Regions from separate parts of the Homo sapiens genome. Here region 2 is linked to region 1. Evidence: chromatin contacts called from ENCODE Hi-C or POLR2A ChIA-PET data. All regions are on one chromosome and are shown on one strand. Each heading gives the region's core, a stretch centred on a gene start or an enhancer-like site at or near the end of the contact. The rest is flanking DNA. Distances are from core to core; before and after follow the strand shown.

Region 1 (4,662 bases), core at 1,093-3,592:
TCCCACCCGGCTCTTTACATTAGATCAGCTGATAAGAGAATGTCTAATCATAACATCTCACGAGGAGGAAAAGGATGTCAAAAGTCAAATAACCTGACCTCCTGGAGCATCAATAAGGCAAGAAATGACTTTTCCTGAAAGCTGGGTCCCCCGGGAATGCCGAATTCCAGACCTAGAGTCAGAGCTGAAACCCAGCCCATCCATCAGCTCAGACCCTCACCACCCCGTGGAGGGTGGAGTTGCTCACCCTGGGACTTGGGGGCCCACACTGCAGCTGAGAAGTAACCCAGCACCCAAGGACGGCAGCCTGTGGGGCAAATCAATCATGAAAACTTTCAGGAAATGCATGACCTGATTTATTCATGGGAGGTAGATGCCAAGAGGGAAATTAAAGCATTGTAGACCCAGATAAATTTCCATCTTGGAAAAAAATCTCTTGAGTAATGTAATGGCTGTGTCTGGGCTAAATTCTAGGTTTTTTCCCTAAATTATACGGCCAGTTCTACTGGACACCTACCATACAGGGCCACAAGGATTGGTTGTCAACAAAGCAGGGACCAGGAGGCTTGTCTCAGCTCTTTGTGGGAAGGTGTTTTGTGGTTTAGAGGCGGGAAGTTGTGGTATTGAAATTGGCTGGACATTGAGAATAAAATGTATGTATAGAGAGAGTAATGTGCAAATGTGAGCGTGCAGGGCAGGTGGCCCCGAGGGATGGAAGGTGAGGACACGGCAGGCCTGAGGAGTGGGCCACGTGTGGGTGACCCTGGTGTTCCTGCTGGGCATCTTGGAGGTGTCCAGGTGGCCATGGTCAGTGCTCACATGGAGCAGCCAAGGGCACTGGATAGATATGGTGTCTGCACTCAGGCAGCATGGGGTGCAGAATGAACCCACGTGTTGGTCACACACATAACTTAACCCTGCGATTCCCCTGTCAGGCTGGAAGACATTTCTCCGGCATTGCCCCATGTGGGAAGAGAATTAAGAACAGAGAAACCAGGTGAGTTTGTGGACTTTTTGGTTTCAATTTAAAAAAAAAAAAAGAACAAGGCGGGGAGTGGCTTGGATGTGCAGCCAAATTCTTTGCAGAAAACAGCAGTGGACGCCCCATCTGTTCCGTGAGTGTCCAGACAAGCACCACTCATAACCAGCAGGGCGGCAGAAGCAGCCAGCTGAGAGAGACATTAGAGAGGCAGAGACTTGTTTTAGGGCCCGCACTCTACCAGACCTCATCTGGCTGAGTACCAGGGGTGGTGGGCAGCAGTAAGAATCCACCTACGGGCTGGGCGCAGTGGCTCACGCCTGTAATCCCAATACTTCAGGAGGCCAAGGCAGGCAGATCACGAGGTCAGGAGATCGAGACCGTCCTGGCTAACACAGTGAAATCCCGTCTCTACTAAAAATAAAAAAAAAAAATTAGCCGGGCATGGTGGCAGGCGCCTGTAGTCCCAGCTACTCGGGAGGCTGAGGCAGGAGAATGGCGTAAACCCGGGAGGCAGAGCTTGCAGTGAGCCGAGATCAAAAGAAAAAACAAAAAAAAAGAATCCACCTACGTCAGCAGATCCTGCCTGCCGTGATCCCATGCCTTTCTTCCCAAGGGGTGCCAGGGCAGCAGAAGGTCTTGGAGAGAAGCCAGGTATGCAATGTGGCACCAGAATGGCAGAGAAGCAGTGGGCATGGAGTCCTTGCAGATGTACCTGTGGGGACTCTCAGAAGCCCCTGGACACTCAGGGGTGCAAATGGGTCCCACTGGGGCCAAAAAGGGCATGGAGGTCATCTGAGGAGGAGCAGCTGGCAAACCTGTACTGTCTGGGAGGAAGGTGTCCCCCACCCCCAGGAGCTGGATTAGAAGTGGTGACAGGGTACACCGCAGCTGCTGTCAGCTCTGGGAGATAGTGAAGTCTCAGGCCAGCCTGGATGGTCATATTTCAGCGGGTGACAGCAAGTGACCGTGGCTGAGGAGACAACAGGACACATGGAAGCTGCATGCACAGATATTGACTAAGAGTCAAACATTGGCTTCTGATGCCATGATGGGGTCAGGTGTGCACTGAACCCAGGTGTGACCCTGGAAGAAGAGCTCTGGAAGTGGGGGGAGGGAAGGTCCTGAATTGGACTGAGTTTAATCCTGAAAATACTAATAAATCACCAGATCTGGCTGAGTTTACTTGGAAGAGACTAGATTAAGTTCTCAATCGTCAGGCGGTAATGGAGGCTCAAAATACAAAGTCGGGATATGGGGAAATGTTTGTGTACCTGAGTTAGTGACTTGTGAAATTAGAATCCGCTACAAGTAAGTGTTGAATCCAGCGAGTGAAGTTTCCTGACGCAGGATCATGGGATGTTGAGCATCTGTCACCTCTGGCGCTGTGCTCAGCACCGTCCTGGCATCCATCAGCACACTCAGTCTCCACAAAGCTCTCCATTTAGAGACAAGGAACATGGTACGTGGAGAGTTAGGTGACTTAGCTAAGGTCACCCAGACAGTCAGGGTGACTTGATTCAAACCAGGTCTGCCTGACCACTGTGCCTGGGGATTCAGCCTCTGGTTGTGTTGGGTGGAGAGAGGGGAGAGGAGAGACTGAAGATGGGATCCCTGCACATCCCAGAACTTGAGAGAGATGGCAGAGGAAGGAACAGCCAGGGGGATGTAGAAGAGACAGAATTCAGAGACGACCTGGGAAAGAAAGATTCTGAGAAGGTGAGGGAGAAAGTAGGAAGGAAGGAGAGATGACCTCTGTCTCTTTCTCCAGAGATGCCACATAAGCCATGGTGCTCACTGGATTTGGCGATTAGGACTTCACTGGTGACCACAGCAAGAGTGTTGGAGGTAGAGCAGGGTCCAAAGAGAGATTGTGGTGGGCTAGAACATGAATGCAGCTGAGTAGGCTCAGATGGTGTAGAGATGGCTTTCTAATGAACCTCTTCAGGAAATCAGATAGATGGGGTCAACACTGTGTTTTATTACAATATTAGCAGATATTGATTATACTTATTTGTTTAGGCAAAGAAGTCAATAGACAGAGACAGACTAAAGATAAAGGGGAAAGTGCATTGCTGAGGAAGCCAGGAAGGAGAAGGGACCAGCTGCCAGCCTTTTATATGGCCCCATGAGCCTCTCCTCCTGCTTTTCATACCTTGGTGTTGTTCTCTCCAACACTGAATAGGGCTGCATGTAGCCTAAAGGACATCAGGGAACTGATGAAGTGCCACTTCTAGGCCAGGCTATATGAGACATTGTGACTTATACTTTGCTCTCTCTCTGGGGGAAGCCAGCCGCCATGTTGTGAGGATGCTCAAGTAGCTCTGCAGCAAGGTTCATTGTGGAGAAACTGAGGCCTCCTGCCAACAGCCAGGGAAAAATAGGCTTCTATACCAGCCATGAGAGTAAGACAGATGGGAAGTCAGTTGCTCAGCCCCAGCCAAGCCTTCAGATGACTTCAACCCCAGCTGACATCTTGACTAAAACCTTGTGAGGGACTCTGAGCCAGAACCCCCAGCTGAGCTGTTTTGGAATTCCTGGGCTTTGTGAGATAATACATGTTTATTGCAGTTCTGTGCCACTAAGTTTTGGAGTAGTGGGCTATTCAGCAAACAATGCAATGTAGGCAAAGGTAGATATGATTCTAGAGGTGGAAATGCTGGGGAAGTTGAGGCTATTTCTGCTTGGTGATTCCACTGTTCCTGTGAAGGGAAAGGCAAGGTCATCCACTGGATGTCAGATGATGGAGGTGGAAGAGGAAGGCTTGGAGGTCATGGAGAAGGTTCCACACCCCTTAGGAGGAAGAAGGAAAGAGGAGGAAGAAGGCCAAACCCTCTCTGTGTGTCACTGTTTAGACCTAATAATGGGAAAGATGCAAATGATGTTCATAGCACTGCTCCTTGTCTAAGAAGACAGAAATATTATCGGATCATTTTGGGGTTCAAGAGACAAGTCACAGGATAGAATTCTGCAGTTCATCCAGGCCATTTTAGGGAAGAGGGGAGGGGGAGGCTGCAGCAGGACACAAGATGAATGGAAGTGAGAAAAGGTGAAATAAAGGCCACCTCATCTTTCAAATGTGATAGTAACAGAGGGAGAGGTAGAATTGGAGAGGCTTTCCTTTCTTTTCTTTTTCTTTTTTTTTTTTTTTTTTGAGATGGAGTCTCACTCTGTCGCCCAGGCTGGAGTGCAGTGGCATGATCTCAGCTCACTGCAGTCTCCGCCTCCCAGGTTCAAGCGATTCTTCTTCCTTAGCCTCCCAAGTAGCTGGGACTGCAGGTGTATGCCACCATGCCCAGCTAATTTTTGTATTTTTAGTAGAGACGGGGTTTCACTGTGTTGGCCAGGCTGGTCTAGAACTCCTGACCTTGTGATCCACCCACCTCGGCCTCCCGAAGTGCTGGGATTACAGGTGTGAGACAGCGCACGTGGCCCTTTTTCTCTTTTTCTTTGTATCTTAGGATTCTTTATTTTTCTTTCTTAAAGATAGAAGATCCTTCAATGTGTTAATTAGTTTAGGAAAATAAGTCAGTATACAGGAAGAAACTTAAGATAAAAGAAAAAATAGTGTGTACTTTGAACAAAGTGTAGGTGCCATGAAAGCCTCCTTATCTTTCATATGGGGTCATTGATCCAGTAATTCCCTGTCTCCCACGTGTGGCCTCTGTGCGGGGTGCTGGGTG
Region 2 (4,662 bases), core at 1,549-4,048, 170 kb after region 1:
GGGAATGATATGGAGACAGATGAAGGATGCAGGTGGGGGAAGATCGCAGGCACTGGGAGGCAGTTCCATCTCCATTTCACTCCATTGCTCTTACAACAACTTAAAAATGGAAAACAAATGCTATGGAGACTTCATTTTTCTAAGAAATTGATTCAGTTAAAAAAAAAAAAAAAAAAACCCAAGGTGTGCTTACCCAGGTCAGTATTTTCCCTGTTGAGACCGAAGCAACTGAGGGTTGTACAACACACTCAACTGCTTCTTGAGGCCACTGTAGTTTCCATGGGCAAAAGCAAACAGTCCTGAGCAAATCCCACATGACCTGTTCCATTCTTGACTCTTCTATTTACCTTTGTTTTTGAAGAAGCCCAGACACTAAGGCGACATTCTCATAAGTATGTCACTTTAGCTGAGGAGGAATAAACTACAGTGCTACAGCCAGGTGCCTGATTCAATCACAAAATTATTCAGACACCTGGGGCAATGCCCAGCTGGCAGGGCTACCTGTTTGTTTTTCTTTTCAGCTTGTATTTTGTATTGTTGCCAGCCTTGTGTTTTAGAAGCATTGAGGGCACTTAGCATTTATTTAGTCTTGGTTCCCACAGTCTTCCACCAGAAGCCCACCCCACGTGTAGGCGCGGGCGTTCAGGCGGGCTGCTGCTTGCTGGGAACCACGTTTCTCAGCCTGACTTGTTCTCTCTCTTCCTCTCCTAGAGGTTCAAAAGTCCATTTCCAGTATTTCCCATAGAAAAGTGCTCCTAATATCTGAAAGTATGCTATTTTAGGATGCAAGTAGATCTTTGTCCTTCCTGCTTGGTGGAGATGAATTGGGGCACTGTTCCTGAGCCAGTGGCCTCTGTGAACACTGGAACACTGCCTGGGTGTCCACCCTCATGTGGAGAAGCCATGGGGACAGCTGCAGAAGAGAGTACCCACCTGGGCAGGTGAGGTGACCAACGCTGGACAACATGCTTCCCCGTCCACTTGACTTCTTTGCATCTTGCACTGAGACACAGCCCTCCAAGGGAAGCAGCAGCAGTGAACTGCTTTGTGGCACGATGGCCTTCCATGGAGTCTGAGGAATTCTTCTGGAAGATAAGGGGCTGGAATTCCAATTCCCATTGGCACTACCCCATGCAGGTCTAATACCACTCATTGGGCGATAGTTCTTTGTATTTCAGTCTGACAATACCGTATACAATAGGCTGCTCGGGCTGCCATTCATCCGCCCTTGAAGGGGGAAATTCCTTGAGGTGCTTCAAAGGGAGTTTACACTGATAAATGAGCATTTCAGGAGGTGTGGGAAGAACGCCTGGTCCACGGGCGCCATTGTCAGCATTAGGTGAGTAAGGAGAGCGAAGGTGACATCTGCGGCAAAGTGTCCCAGCAACACACGGCAGGCAGGGACTGTTTTCCTCACCTGCCTTGGCATTGGCTGCAAAACTGAGGGACCCTAAACAGGTACAATTCCTGAGACTGTAAAGAGGGTCAGTGACCCGGTGACTGCCCTTACCCCTCCCACCCCGAGTCCAGGAAGACTGTGTCTCTCCAAATGCCCAGGTCAGCGTCTCCTCCTATTAAAGGGTCTGGAGGATCCTGGGAGGGCAGGATGGGGGGTGTGGTCTTATCAGCCCAGGAGCCTGGGCGCAGCTTTGAGGTCAACTTGTTGTGAGTCCTTGAGCCAGTCACATAACACCCTGGGCTGTAGGTTTGTCATCAGAAGAAGTGTGATGTCTTAGGGCCTTGCTGGTGTGACATTCTAGGATCCTAGGCGTTTGCTGTGTGTCAAATGCATGCATCACAACAGGACAAATGTAGGACCAACCCTTCTGCAAGGAGGCACTTAACACTCCATTTCAGGTGAGCTCTAATGGGAATTTCATTCCTAAAACCTTAGAAGCAAACATGTCTGTATTTCTGTTTGTTAAGTGCATTCTAAACCAATGGGCTGGCCAATGGGCATAAGAAGGCCATGATATCTCCCAACATTCTAGACACAAGAGAAGGTTTTGGAACCAAGTGGGCAGCTGGACCTTAGAGCCAGTGGCCCTTTGGAAGGATGCCAGCCTTCCTAGTTCCAAGGAAACCCATGTAACAGACTGCTGTTTGCAGGTACACATGTTAGAGATGAACACAGTGATCAGCCTAGGACTTTGGGTGTCTGGATCTCAAACCAGATTCTTGCTTGCCGAGTGTTTATCAGAGCGTGTCAATAACAATTTGAAATGAATGATTTTCTCCCACTGTCACATTCAATATTTACCTTTGGAGAAAAGCAGGGTCAGTTCTCTCCAAAAGGAAGCTTAGTTAGTACAATTGGGTATTTTACGGAAAGACGTCCTTAAACTGCACCCCTTAGAAAATGGTAAGGGACTTTAATAGGGAAATGCCCCCTTACCCAGTGTGGCAAGAAAGCACTTGCCACAATCATTTCAGTCATCAGTTCTAAGTGACTTCAGCATTTCCTCATGGCAAGAACAGCGGGCTTGTTGCACAACTGCACTTTTCCTCACCTCTCTTTGGGTTCCTGTTGATCTTTTTTTTTTTATTTTGTATTTTGGAGACGAGACAGTCTGTTCCAAGTTCTGAGTTGGGGACGGTAGCAATTCTCCATGACCAAAACACTCTGCAGCTGCGTCCTTTGGAGCAGGGAACACGAGCTGCTTTGTTGACCCCTCTTCACCCCAGAGGCGTGTCTTCTAGGTTCAGTCCAGGATGCAGCCTGCCAGTCATTGGTCAGGTCACAAATATGTGCAGCACACAGCAAGGTCCTCCCTGTGACCGGCCGGTGTGGCTGTGTGCTGTCTGTCACCCCAGCGCCCTGGACCTCAGTCTGCAGAGAAGCAGCTGTGACAAGCACAGAAAGGCAGGCACTGGTGCCTCCTGTCGAAGCCCCCAATGCACCAGCAGCCCTCGTGTTAATTTAAGAAGTTGACTGAACAATCTGGCACAGTCGCTGGAAACTGAAGAAGGTGGGAAGAGGCTAAGCAAAACCCTTGCTTAATTAAAAGCATATCTGCAAAAGGTCAGGCCTGGCAGGAGGATGACAAAGGCAGTCAGAATTTTAAAATCAAGTCATTCTCTCTTGCGAGATTTCTTCCAGACCCTGATGGATTAGGGATGCTGGGTTTTCTCTTCCAACAGAGCCTGCACAGCTGAGTCGGGGTGAGCCAAGTGTTAGTTCCTTCGCTGTTTTCAGAGAAGTAGGACTTCTTCCCCTAAGGTGACCCCACTCCAACCCCAGGGCAAGAAGGAGGTGACTCTTAGTAAGTGCCAGCCCTCGTTCCCTCTGGAAACCTGGGGTAGATGTGGAAAGCACGTGGTGAGCTCTGTGGGGGCCATGCGACTTTAGGATGCTGTGCCTTGGTTCAAGTGGCTTCTTTAAGAAATCACCAAAACTAGATTCCTGTTGCAGCTAACGGAATGGGGAAAGTGTGGGCTCAGCAAAGTGAATTCTTTGTACTGACTTGATAACCACCTTCACCTTTTTGAGGCCGGGCATGGTGCCCCACACCTATAATCCCAGCACTTTGGGAGGCCGAGGTGGGTGGATCACCTGAGGTCGGGAGTTTGAGACCAGCCTGTCCAACATGGTGAAACCCCATCTCTACTAAAAAAATACAAAAATTAGCTGGGTGTGGTGACACACATCTGTAATCCCAGCTACTCGGGAGGCTGAGGCAGGAGAATCGCTTGAACCCTGGAGGCGGAAGTTGCAGTGAGCTGAGATCGCACCACTGCACTCCAGCCTGGGTGACAGAGCGAGACTCCGTCTCAACAACAACAACAACAACAACAAATCACCAAGACTGGATTCCTGTTGCAGCTGATGGAATTAGGAAAGTGGGGGCTCAGAAAAGTGATTTTTTAGTACTGACTTGATAGCCAGCTTCACCTTTTTGAGAAAAGAACTCTAATTCCAGAAGACCTAACCAGCGCCAATGGGGAAATGGCAAGAGGGTAGATCCACAATAAGCAGAGCTTTCCCGCAGCCAGCTTTCCCGTATTCAGATAGGAAGCAGCAGGCAGCGTGTCAGCCTCTTCCTCCCCTGACATGCTGGGAGAGGGCATAGAAGCCCATCTCCTGAGGACATTGAAGAGGGGTCCTAACATGCGGGCAGGGGAAGGGGACTAGGTTAACATCTGCCTATGAGTTCAAATTCTTTGATTCTAGATTATCACACAACAGTCTTCAGAAAATGTCTATTCCTCAGAAGTTAGAAAACAGTTGTTTTGTACAAAATATACAATTGTATATTTTGTGTATTGTATATTTGTATTTTGTTACTTATTTGTGACATGTATTTATGAATGAGAATCCTTTTGTTAAAGCAAAAGCATTTGAACACTCTCTGCTGGTCTGAGAACTTCATATTTCTTCAGTAAATCATTATAATCTGAGCACACGGACAGCATCCTTGCTTCTGGCGCCAAGAAGTACAATCAACTGGTGGAGAGTGTTTCTTAAATGAAAGTGGTGTTTCCAGTTGGCAAAACAGATTATTTTTGCTATTAAAGAAATTGATTTCTTAACACATGTGATTAATTATGTCTGTAAAACAGAAAATCCATCAAAGACAAAATGTTTTTCCCTTCAGAAAACACTTACAAATTCTTACAATGTCATTGACTAAATATGACATTCTATTAATGGGCACCTTGTCT

What was found. A loop is a pair of places that touch in the nucleus more often than their neighbours do. ChIA-PET counts read pairs that join two places held with the same protein, here RNA polymerase II (POLR2A). Pooled maps may share reads with other maps.
Region 2: a loop to region 1 is called in a map of gastrocnemius medialis, with 8 times the contacts of the local background. The contact joins two enhancer-like sites. A Hi-C loop is called at or near these places in 2 of 168 maps with a recorded cell type or tissue (endothelial cell of umbilical vein and gastrocnemius medialis) and 2 of 50 pooled maps. POLR2A ChIA-PET finds 5 or more read pairs at or near these places in 1 of 52 experiments (OCI-LY7).

What each region holds. Positions count from the first base shown.
Region 1 is chr2:236,818,614-236,823,275 of GRCh38, forward strand. No RefSeq gene overlaps it. Among named protein-coding and RNA genes, the nearest start is that of ACKR3, 250 kb to the left of the region's middle. Within about 2 kb of position 2,343, at least 3 of the 41 ENCODE cell types and tissues checked have a DNase peak (open chromatin) inside an H3K27ac peak, as active enhancers do; they include gastrocnemius medialis, where a contact is called at or near this core.
Region 2 is chr2:236,986,331-236,990,992 of GRCh38, forward strand. All of the region lies in intron 1 of COPS8-DT (COPS8 divergent transcript), which reads right to left. Among named protein-coding and RNA genes, the nearest start is that of COPS8-DT, 97 kb to the right of the region's middle. Within about 2 kb of position 2,799, at least 16 of the 41 ENCODE cell types and tissues checked have a DNase peak (open chromatin) inside an H3K27ac peak, as active enhancers do; they include gastrocnemius medialis, where a contact is called at or near this core.